2 separate regions of the Homo sapiens genome follow, and region 2 is linked to region 1. Evidence: read pairs that join two places in POLR2A ChIA-PET (ENCODE). Cell type or tissue: endothelial cell of umbilical vein. All regions are shown on one strand.

Region 1 (5,000 bases):
ATAAAGCAGGCAGAAAAATGTGAAAAAAACGAGACTGATCTAGCCTCCCGGCCTACATCTTTCTCTCATGCTGGGATAACATTATACTCCAAGTTCTTCAGTTTTGGGACTCAGACTGACTTTCCTTGCTCCTTAGCTTGCAGATGGCCTATTGTGGGACCTTGAGATCATGTGAGTTAATACTTAATAAACTCCCCTTTATATACCTATCTATCCTATTAGTTCTGTCCCTCTAGAGAACTCTAATACAAACTCTTTTTCCCCTCTTTCAATTTTCTTATTATCACGTTGAGATATATTTTAGGTTTTGTTTTTCTGATTTGAAACTTAACAGTCATAATTAAATTAGGCAAAAACCCAATAGTGAAGTCTGTTGCTCCCTCTCTCTTTGTATGAGGCTATAATTAAATAATTATATATTGATTTAACAGAAATTGAAGGAGCTCAAAAACAAGGTAGGATAAGAGACAATGTATTGAATTTAGTCTCAGAATGTGACATGAATTAAGCCTTACTTTTTTCTTTATTCCTTTTAACTGCTCATTCATTCATTATATAAATAGACTAAATCCATTTATCACATAAGTTATTATTATGTATAGTTATTGCTGTTATTATTATTTTGTACCCTGTTGTCTTCATGCGTAGAAAGGATTGAGCCAGCTGAGCAATCTCCAAGGTTATCTCAAAGACAATATTTCATTTTATTTTTGTCGTGAGAACCAGTGTTTTAGACTCTGTATGACCTAAGACTGCTGGAAAGAAGGAAGATCTGGTTAAACTAACACAAAGAGCTCCTCAGAGTGTAGTTTTCTTACCTTTATTGCTTCCTTGAGTTCTTATATTGTAGTGGAGACTGAGTCCTCCATACTGCCTGGGCTCTGATTAAAATAAGACCTCTGATATCACATGCAATGAAGAATAGAGAGTTCTAGTATGTAAAGCATTTTACATCTCCCAGTTGGATACTTCGGACTTGTGGTGAGTGAGTGATGGTACCTCACCTCTGGTGATGTTATGGTACTATTCATTTTAAACAATGTCCTTCTCCTCCCTTTATAACACATGGTTACATCATTGTTCTGCCTGAAAAACAGCAGTGACTACCAGGATTAAATCTTTGTTGTGGGGATTATATGAAAGATTTTAAACAGTTCATTTCAGATACAATGGAGGGCTTCCTTCAATTACTACATCCAGTTAATAACAGAAATATTGATGGCAAAATATGTTAAGCTTATCACTATTATAATAGTTTATTCTTCAAAACAGTTTGCACAAGAGCAGGAGAGGAGTCAAGACATTAACTTAAAGACTAAAAAGAGATTTGACCTTGGTTTTCTGAACCGGCAAAATAGGTTATCTAGCTCTATGCTCATTCAACGAACTAGAACATTCATGGAAGAAATCACTTCCTTGAAAATAAGATTAATTTGCAATACATCCCACTCTAACACTGCAAATTTGCCACTGGCAAATTTGCAATCTTCACATATTTTATACTATCTTTTATCTATAGTCTGGATGTTCTGCCAAGCATTTATTTGGTATCATTAAACTGATAAATGGTCTTCAAGATATTTTCCACAATCATTCTGTAAACTCTGCAGAAATGGCCTTTCCCAGAATGAATAGCTATGAAATGCATTGGAATGCTAGTCAAATTTCAAACTTAAAAAAAAAAAAAAAAAAAAGAGTTACACACATTCAAAGCTACGAATTCTAGCTGCCAAAGACAATTATCTTTGCTTTGGATATCCTAGTTATCTTTGCTAAAAGATATGAATACAAAAGCTGTGCATCCATAGTGAACTTAAGTCAGCATGGGGCTATAATGAAATTATGCTTTACATTTAATAAAGGTTCATGGAGTTACCATAACAAACTACAGAAGCTAGAAAGCTCTGTTTTTTTTCTATTGTGTTTCCTCCAGCATAGCTTGATTTTTATCAAGGGTGTTGACATCATTTCCCTTCTAAGTGTCCATTGTTTAACTCTGGTGGAGAAGAACAGGAAAAGGGCAATATATTTATTTATATAAAAAACTCTAGGCAGGAAAATGCTTTCTTGGGTACTTTATTTCCTCATTGTGAAACATGAGGTTCTTATAAAAAGATAATGATGCTGTTTTACATCTTGATACATCTATTAACCCATATCACAGGCTAAAAGCATGGTAGATTTTTTTTCTATTCATGGAGTTATCACCTTACCTCCACATCACTTTTTTTTTTCTCAGTTGACAGATACTAATTGTGTATATGTATGGGGTACAATGTGATGTTTTGATCTATGTATACACTGTAGAAAGATTTCATCAAGCTAATTAATGTATCCACCTCATATCACTTTTGACAGACACTTTTTGTTTTAAATATTACTTTTTATTCTTTCACAAATTCCAGAATGATATTTTGATATGAGGAGTCCCTGAAATTAAAGAAAAAGAAAAGAAAAAAAATCTAATACCCTCATGTTCAGTGAAGACTGAGTTGTCTTCTGAAATTCAACAATCCTTTCTTAGAACAAATCCAGCTAAAATGGAAAGGATTAAATTTAGAGTTGATCAAAAGATTGGAGAAGGTTTGGGGTTTAGTTCGACTTAGAAATCAGGGAGAATGAAGTAATAATGAAAAAGTAATAATTCCTAAAAGTATGCTTTAATCCCTATTTTTTTTTTCTCATTGCCATGGTCTCTTTTTCAGAAATGGGGTTCAGAAAACAAGGGCAGAATATGATGTTTTGGATCAGACTAGAAGTTACTTTTCTCTATATCCTTAATGATAGTGCACTGTGAGACATTTCTTTGGCCAACAGTGAATCTAAGGTTAATTCTTTCACCTAATAAAAAATTGAACATTTATTGAGGCCTACCATGTTTTAATCACTCAGCTAAGTATTTTACTTGCATCAGTCATTTTATCCTCACAAAAACTCTGTGATAGAACATTGGTTCTATTATTAACCCACATCACAGGCTAAGGAACAAGCAGGCTTGCCTAAATCATAGAGCTGGGATTCAAATCCGGGCAGTCTGACTTCAGGGCCTTCACTCTTAAAAACTGCTGTACTGATTACCTAACGTGAGACGCTATTCACCAAATGCATCTGTTCTCAGTGACATTAATTTAAACGTATTTAAGAGAACATGATAGAAAATACATGCACTCACACCCTACCACCACCTCTACTTTTTTTTTTTTTTTTTTTTTTTTTTTTTAAGGCAGGGTCTCACTCTGTCACCCAGGCTGGAGTGCAGTGGCACAATAACAGCTCACTGCAACCTCCACCATCCCGGTTCAAGCAATACTATCACCTCAGCCCCCGAAATAGCTCAGACTATAGGCATGTGCCGCCATGCTCAGCTAATATTTAAATTTTTTTTGTAGAGATGGAGTTTTGCTATGTTGCTCAGGCTGGCCTTGAACTCCTGAGCTCAAGCAATCCACTGGCCTTGGCCTCCCACAGTGCTGGGATTACAGGTATGAGCCACTGCAACCGGCAAACCTCTATCTTTATGAAAACAAAATATTTGTCACCACCAAGATTCCAGGCACTGTGTTAAGAATTAGAGATATATAGATGTAAATAGTGCAGAGATTTTTCCTTCCTCCTTCTCAAAGTCTGGTCATGGAAGAAATTTCTCTATATACTTATTTATTGGATTGTACGGTTTTAAAATAACTGTGCAGGGTCATCTAAGATCATAAATTGAAATGAGCTCGAGAATAGTTCTTAGATGCGGCTGACATGAAAATCTTATTTAACGCAATAAGCACGAATGATATTTACACATGACTGTGTAGTGATAAATTATTCATATTGTTCCATAATAAAATTGCTGTGCCTTTTCATCAAGCAGGGTATAATATCTGACTGACAGGTACATGATAATTTTAATCCTATAGTATCCTAATAAACTTTTCCTTCAGTTTACAATCTCAGTGGGCGCTATAGGTACTAACGCAGTAGCCTTATGTGAAAAGCATTCTTATGGGATGATATAAAACAAACACACACAGGCTTGAGGGCTAGAAGGTAGTGTTTTTATATCACATCTGACCTTATAAGCAGTGGGACATTAAGCTAGTTACTTACCCTTTCTGTGTTTAGTATTAAAGAATAATTGAGAGGTAAGTAAAGCACATGACACCATGAGTGAGTAGCACCATGTCCATCACAGCATGGGCTCTCAGTGTACACAGTCTCTTTTGCTAAGCCCCCAGATCTTGCAGTATTCATGGTCAAATGCAAGGAGGCTTAGTATAATATCTACAAAAAATGCTGTTGTTAGTGTCATCGTAGAAATGTACTCGATGGGAATAATATTATAAAGTCAGAGTCAAGCAGACTTGACTCACGTCTTTCCCTTGTTTCATATTCTTTCCAGATCCCTGGAAGAGGTGGTCCTTTACCCTCATTCCATTGTGTTTTCCTACTGGAACTTTATAATGGAGAAATGATATTCCTATGACTATGCCTAGCCCTGGAGGCATAGGGATGACTCTGCTTGGGTCTTTCCAGCTCAGATATGGTGCTTATTAGGGGAGCATTCTAAAATACGAAAATTAAAGAACACACACCAGATGAGCCCTGATCTGAGTCACTAGCCTGATTATCTTTTCTTCTTGTCTATGGCCACTGAAATCTTCTGTCAAGGTTTTAAAATCCAACTTCTCATGAGACCACAGGCCCAGAAAGAGGACATGTCTTGCTCAGAACCTGGAGTGTAACTTGGGTGTTCTCACTTCCAAACTGTTTTTTACAGGCAACATGCTGTTAGCAATGTTCATGTGACTGGCATACAGTGAAACAGCCCTGTGGCCTGATCTCTGTACTGATTCACATGTAAGGAACTATCAGTCAAACAACTTTGAGCAATAATATATATCTTTACTGTGAGTTTTCCTTTAGGGAAAGCTCAGAGGATTTATAGGGTACTTTATTCAGCATGACTTCTTAAAAATCATCTGGAGGTTTTTACCATCTACAGAGTAATT
Region 2 (5,000 bases), 100 kb after region 1:
AAAGGATGGGAGATATAAGGGGAAGGGGAGGATAGGGAGTGGTTGGTTTACAGGTACAAAGTTATAGCTAGATGGGAGGAATAAGTTCTATTTTCAGTAACACTATGGAGTAAATATAGTTAACAATAATTTAATGCATATTTTCAAAAGGTTAGAAGAGAAGACTTTGAACACAAAGAAATAATAAATCTTTGAGGTGATGGACATGCTAATTACCCTTATTTCATCATTAAACATTGTGTCTATATGCAGAAATATCACTTGGTATCTCATAAATATGTGCAATTATTATGTGTGAACTAAAAATAAAAGGGAGAAAGAAAAGAACCTGTAATTCATTAGGGAGTTGTGACTTCTTCATACTGAAAAATACTCTGGGATCTCCCAAAGCATTTTAGGTAAGAGAATGACTTAAGTGTTACCAAAATAATGAGATGATATGATTTTTTTCCAATCATTTTTTAAATCCACCTGCTAACCTGAAACTAGTCATCTCGAATTGTGGTAACATTTCAGTTTTCCATGGAGATGATCATGTCAGAGATATTGTATTAATATTAGGAAACTGAGTGTGTCTTTTTAATAAATTACTTCTACCACACAAAGAGACAGTCAGGAAGAAACTGCAGGAAAGAAGCAGCCAAGAAAAACTGGATTTGCCCATATAAGAGCTAGTTTAAAGAGCCACTACAGAATGGAAAAAACATGTTTCCAGTATATGTATCTGGCATGTGGTAGGTGTTTAATGAGTACTTGTTCACTGAAGAGTACATTGGTGCAGCCTGTATAAAGAAGAAATTACATAGTAGACAATGAATGCTGTGTCATATGAGGATGCAAAGACCAGAGAAAAAGGATGGCTTTAAAAGGAGGAGAAAAATAGAGAAAGAGAAAACAATACTAAAAGAAAACTGGAGGAAAAGGAAAGGTGCTATCAGGATTTATAATTAGGGCAGCAATGTCCTAGCAAAAGAAGAAAACATTGGGTTGATTTTAGGAGTTACAACCACCTGAAGCATACATGAGAGGGCATAAAATAAAGGACCAGAACACACAGGTGTCCTGAAAAGCCTCACCAACTTACAAGAAAAGTTATAGCAAGGAGACTCAGTGCTTGAAATGAAGCAAACATGAATACATAATTAAATTAGTTTAATGTAAATGCATAGAAAGTCTATTTTACAATGTTTCCATGAGGAGATCAAATTTACATAAAATAACCAGTCTTAGTTGAAGCTTCAAATTTTGGATCCCAGTTCAGTCTTTGTTTCAAGTAGAAATATTTCAATCTGGTTAGATTCTATAGGCATACTTATAAGCATCCTAAATCTGCTACCCAAAGAAGTCACAAAGACAACTTGAACAGTTAATTTTGACCCTGAGAATAAGGAACTCCACTACTCTCCTTCTTGTGTGGGCATAATCAGTGTGGGTAGGCAAGGCACCAACAGGAGAGATGAGGGGAGAGGAAGAGTCCTTCCTGCAAAAGGGCTATACTTGAGAATCACAAAACATTCACACTCTATTTTATATTGTAGAATCCAATTCTGTATTTAGAATAAGTTACAAAACTCTAGATGACTTTTTAAGTGGATTCTTCTTTTCCAGAGATTTTTATACTATGCTCTTTTCAGAGAAATTCAAATATTGATGTTATTATCATGGTTTCTATTATGATCCCTTATCAACTAACAGCCATCACTATATTATAAACTATGTGTTAAGTGACTTTCATTATCTCATTTAATCTTTATAGTCTTCCCATAAAGTAAATATTAATATTATCCTCATTTCAGATGAGACAAAACTCAACTCCATTTCTATTTCTCTTCAACAACTATGTTGGTTAAATCCTATGCTCTACTTCCTTTCTTCTGTGTACCTAAATTTTATAGAAAGGCACTTAATCCTATTACAAAACCTATTACAAAAGGAATTTAGTTATATTTCATTGCTGTAGTCATTGAAAGACAAAGAGAGTTGGGGTTGGGGTAGAAACAAAGATTTATTGAGATCAACTTTGCACCAGACCACACTTGGATGCTTTCCATATAGTATCTAATTGGATGTCCACAACAATCCAAGGAAACTGCTGGAACTTACTACATTTCACAAATAAGAAAACTGATTTCATGAGTTTTTCACATGCTTAAGACCCATTGGTTATTAACAGAACTGAAAGTTGAGGGAGTATCTAACTTCAAATCTTACTAGTGAAACTACTGGTTTGTGTATTTTCTCCTAAGTTATTTTTATTATGTACATTTCTGTAGAATACTAAAATAAAAATGCACTCCTTAATATCCTAACTCCATATCCACTGATTTGATTTGTCTAGTGTTTTTAATACTTTTCTCTAACAACATTAATTGAGTTCTATCCATACCCTGAGGCCACTCCTTCTCCATAGTTAGCAGATGTATTTATTTTTTATCCCACTGTATTAGTGCATTCTCACACTGCTATAAAGAACTAGCTGAGACTGAGTGATTTATGAAGATAAGAGGTTTAATTGACTCTCAATTCTGTAGGCTGTACAGGAAGCATAGCTGAGAAGCCTCAGGAGACTTACAACATGGTGAAAGGAGAAAAAAAGCATGCCTTACCATGGTGGAGCAGGAGAGAGAGCAAAGGGGGAAATGCCACACACTTTTAAACAACCAGATATTGTGAGAACTCACTCACTATCATGAGAACGGCAAGGGAGAAATACACCCCCATGATCCAATCACCTCCCACCAGTTTCTTCCCTCAACATTGGAAACTACAACTCAAAATGAGATTTGGGTGGGGACACAGAACCAAACCATATCATTCCACTTCTGGAATCTCATGTCCGTCTCACATTTCAAAAATGAGCCTGTAGAATCAAAAGCAATTTAGTTACTTCCTAGACACAATGGAAGTACAGAAATTGGGGAAATTCTCCCAATCCAAAAGGGAGAAATTGGCCAAAACAAAGTAGATACAGACCCCATGCAAGTCTGAAACCCATCAGGACAGTCATTAAACCTTAAAGCTCCAAAGTGATCTCTTTTGACTCCATGTCTCACATCCAGGCCACACTGATGAAATGGGTGGGCTTCCAAGGCCAAGGGTAGCTCCATTCCTGTGGCTCTGCACAGGGTACCGCCCCTATGGCTGTTTTCACAGGCTTGTGCTAAGTGTCTATGGCTTTTTCAGGCACATAGTGCAAGCTGTCACTGGATCTACTATTCTGGTGTCTGGAGAATAGTGGCCCTCTTCTCTCAGCTCCACTAGGTGGTGCCCCAGTGGGGATTCTGTGTGGGGACTCCAATCCCACATTTCCCCTCCACACTGCTCTAGTAGAGATTTTCCATGAGGGCTCCGGCTCTGCAGCAGACTTTTGCCGGGACATTTACACATTTCCATACATCCTCTGGAATCTAGGCAGAGGCTCACAAACCTCAACTCTTGCCTTCTGCACACCTACAGGCTCAACACCATGTGGAAGCCAATAAGGTTTGGGGATGCAACCTCTGAAGCAATGGCCCAAGCTGTACCTTGGCCCTTTTTAGCCACGGCTAGATCTGAAGAGGCTGAAACACAGGGCGCCATATCCTGAGGCTGCACAGAGCATCAGGACCCTGGGCCTAGCCCACAAAACCATTTTTCCCTCATAGGCCTCCAGGCCTGTGATTGGAGGAGCTGCCACGAAGGTCTCTAAACTGCTCTGGAGACATTTTCCCCATTGTCTTGGCTATTAAAATTCAGCTTTTCTTTACTTATGCAAATTTCTTCAGCCTTGAATTCCTCCCAGAAAATAGATTTTTCTCTTCTACCACATGGTCAGGCTGCAAATTTTCCAAACTTTTTTTCTCTGCTTCTCTTTTAAATATAAGTTCTAGTTTCAGGTCATTCCTTTGTTTATGCAAATGAGCATAGGCTTTTAGAAGCAGCTGGGCTATGTCTTGAATGCTTTGATGCTTAGAAAATTCTTCTGCCAGATAACCTAAATCATCTCTATTAAGTTCAAATTTCCATAGATCTCTAGAGCAGGAGCACAATGCCACCAATCTCTGCTAAAGCATAGCAAGAGTGGCCTTTACTGCAATTTCCAGTAAGTTCCTCATCTCCATGTGAGACTACCTCAGCCTGGAGTTCACTGTCCATATCACTATTAGCATTTTGGTCACAATCATTCAACAAGTCTTTAGGAAGTTCTAAACTTTCCCTCATCTTCCTGTCTTCCTCTGATCCCTCCAAACTGTTTCAATCTCTGCCCAATACCCATTTCCAAAGTTGCTTCTACAATTTCAGATATCTTTATAACAGTGCCTCACTTTTTTGGTAGCAATTATCTGTATTAGTCCTTTCTCACACTGCTATAAAGAACTAGCTGAGACTGGGTAATTTATGAAAAAAGCTTTAATTGACTCTTAGTTCCACAGGCTGTACAGGAAACATGGCTGGGAGGCCTCAAGAAACTTACAATAGGTGGCAGGGCCCAGAAGGCTGACTAGAAACAGCAGCGTTAGGAGGCTCCCATTGGAAAAAAAAAAACATAATAAGCATGTGAATCCTTCACTGGCAACCAAGGTATCCAAGTTGTCTCACCAGAACTGACTAGGAGGCTGGCATGACCCACAGAATGAAGAAAGAACAGTGCAGTGTGGTGGCCCACCTGAGAGCCACACGGGGCAGGGAAGCCCCTTCTCCCAAGCCAAGGGAGGCAGTGAGTGAGCTCCGGGGAAACTGTGCTTTTTCCATGGAACTGTGCAACCCATGGATCAGAAGATCCCACTAGTGAACCCACACCACTCAGCCTGTCAGCTGGAATCTGCTTAAACCTACCAAACTCGCAGGGGGAGGGGTGACCAGCACCTTGGCTGCAGCTCCCTGCTGTCTAAGCCATTTGAGCTACTTGTGGGAGGGACAACAGCCAGCACTGGGACTCACAACTGTCTAATGCGCTAAGCTCCCTGGGTGGGAAAAGGGCAGCAAACATCTCTATAGCTCCAAACTGTGCTTTTCCCCTG

Evidence for each region. Peaks named below come from ENCODE experiments on the same cell type or tissue, not always from the same donor. Only the 100,000 strongest peaks of a DNase experiment are listed, where the experiment ranks them.
Region 2: POLR2A ChIA-PET joins it to region 1 with 5 read pairs; 3 of 35 experiments call an interaction of 5 or more read pairs at or near these places.

What each region holds. Positions count from the first base shown.
Region 1 is chr4:124,476,815-124,481,814 of GRCh38, forward strand. No RefSeq gene overlaps it. Among named protein-coding and RNA genes, the nearest start is that of LINC02516, 79 kb to the right of the region's middle. In endothelial cell of umbilical vein, no CTCF peak of the experiment used is centred here; a DNase peak (open chromatin) is centred at 1,947; H3K27ac peaks cover 2,400 bases.
Region 2 is chr4:124,578,373-124,583,372 of GRCh38, forward strand. No RefSeq gene overlaps it. Among named protein-coding and RNA genes, the nearest start is that of LINC02516, 22 kb to the left of the region's middle. In endothelial cell of umbilical vein, no CTCF peak of the experiment used is centred here; no DNase peak of the experiment used is centred here.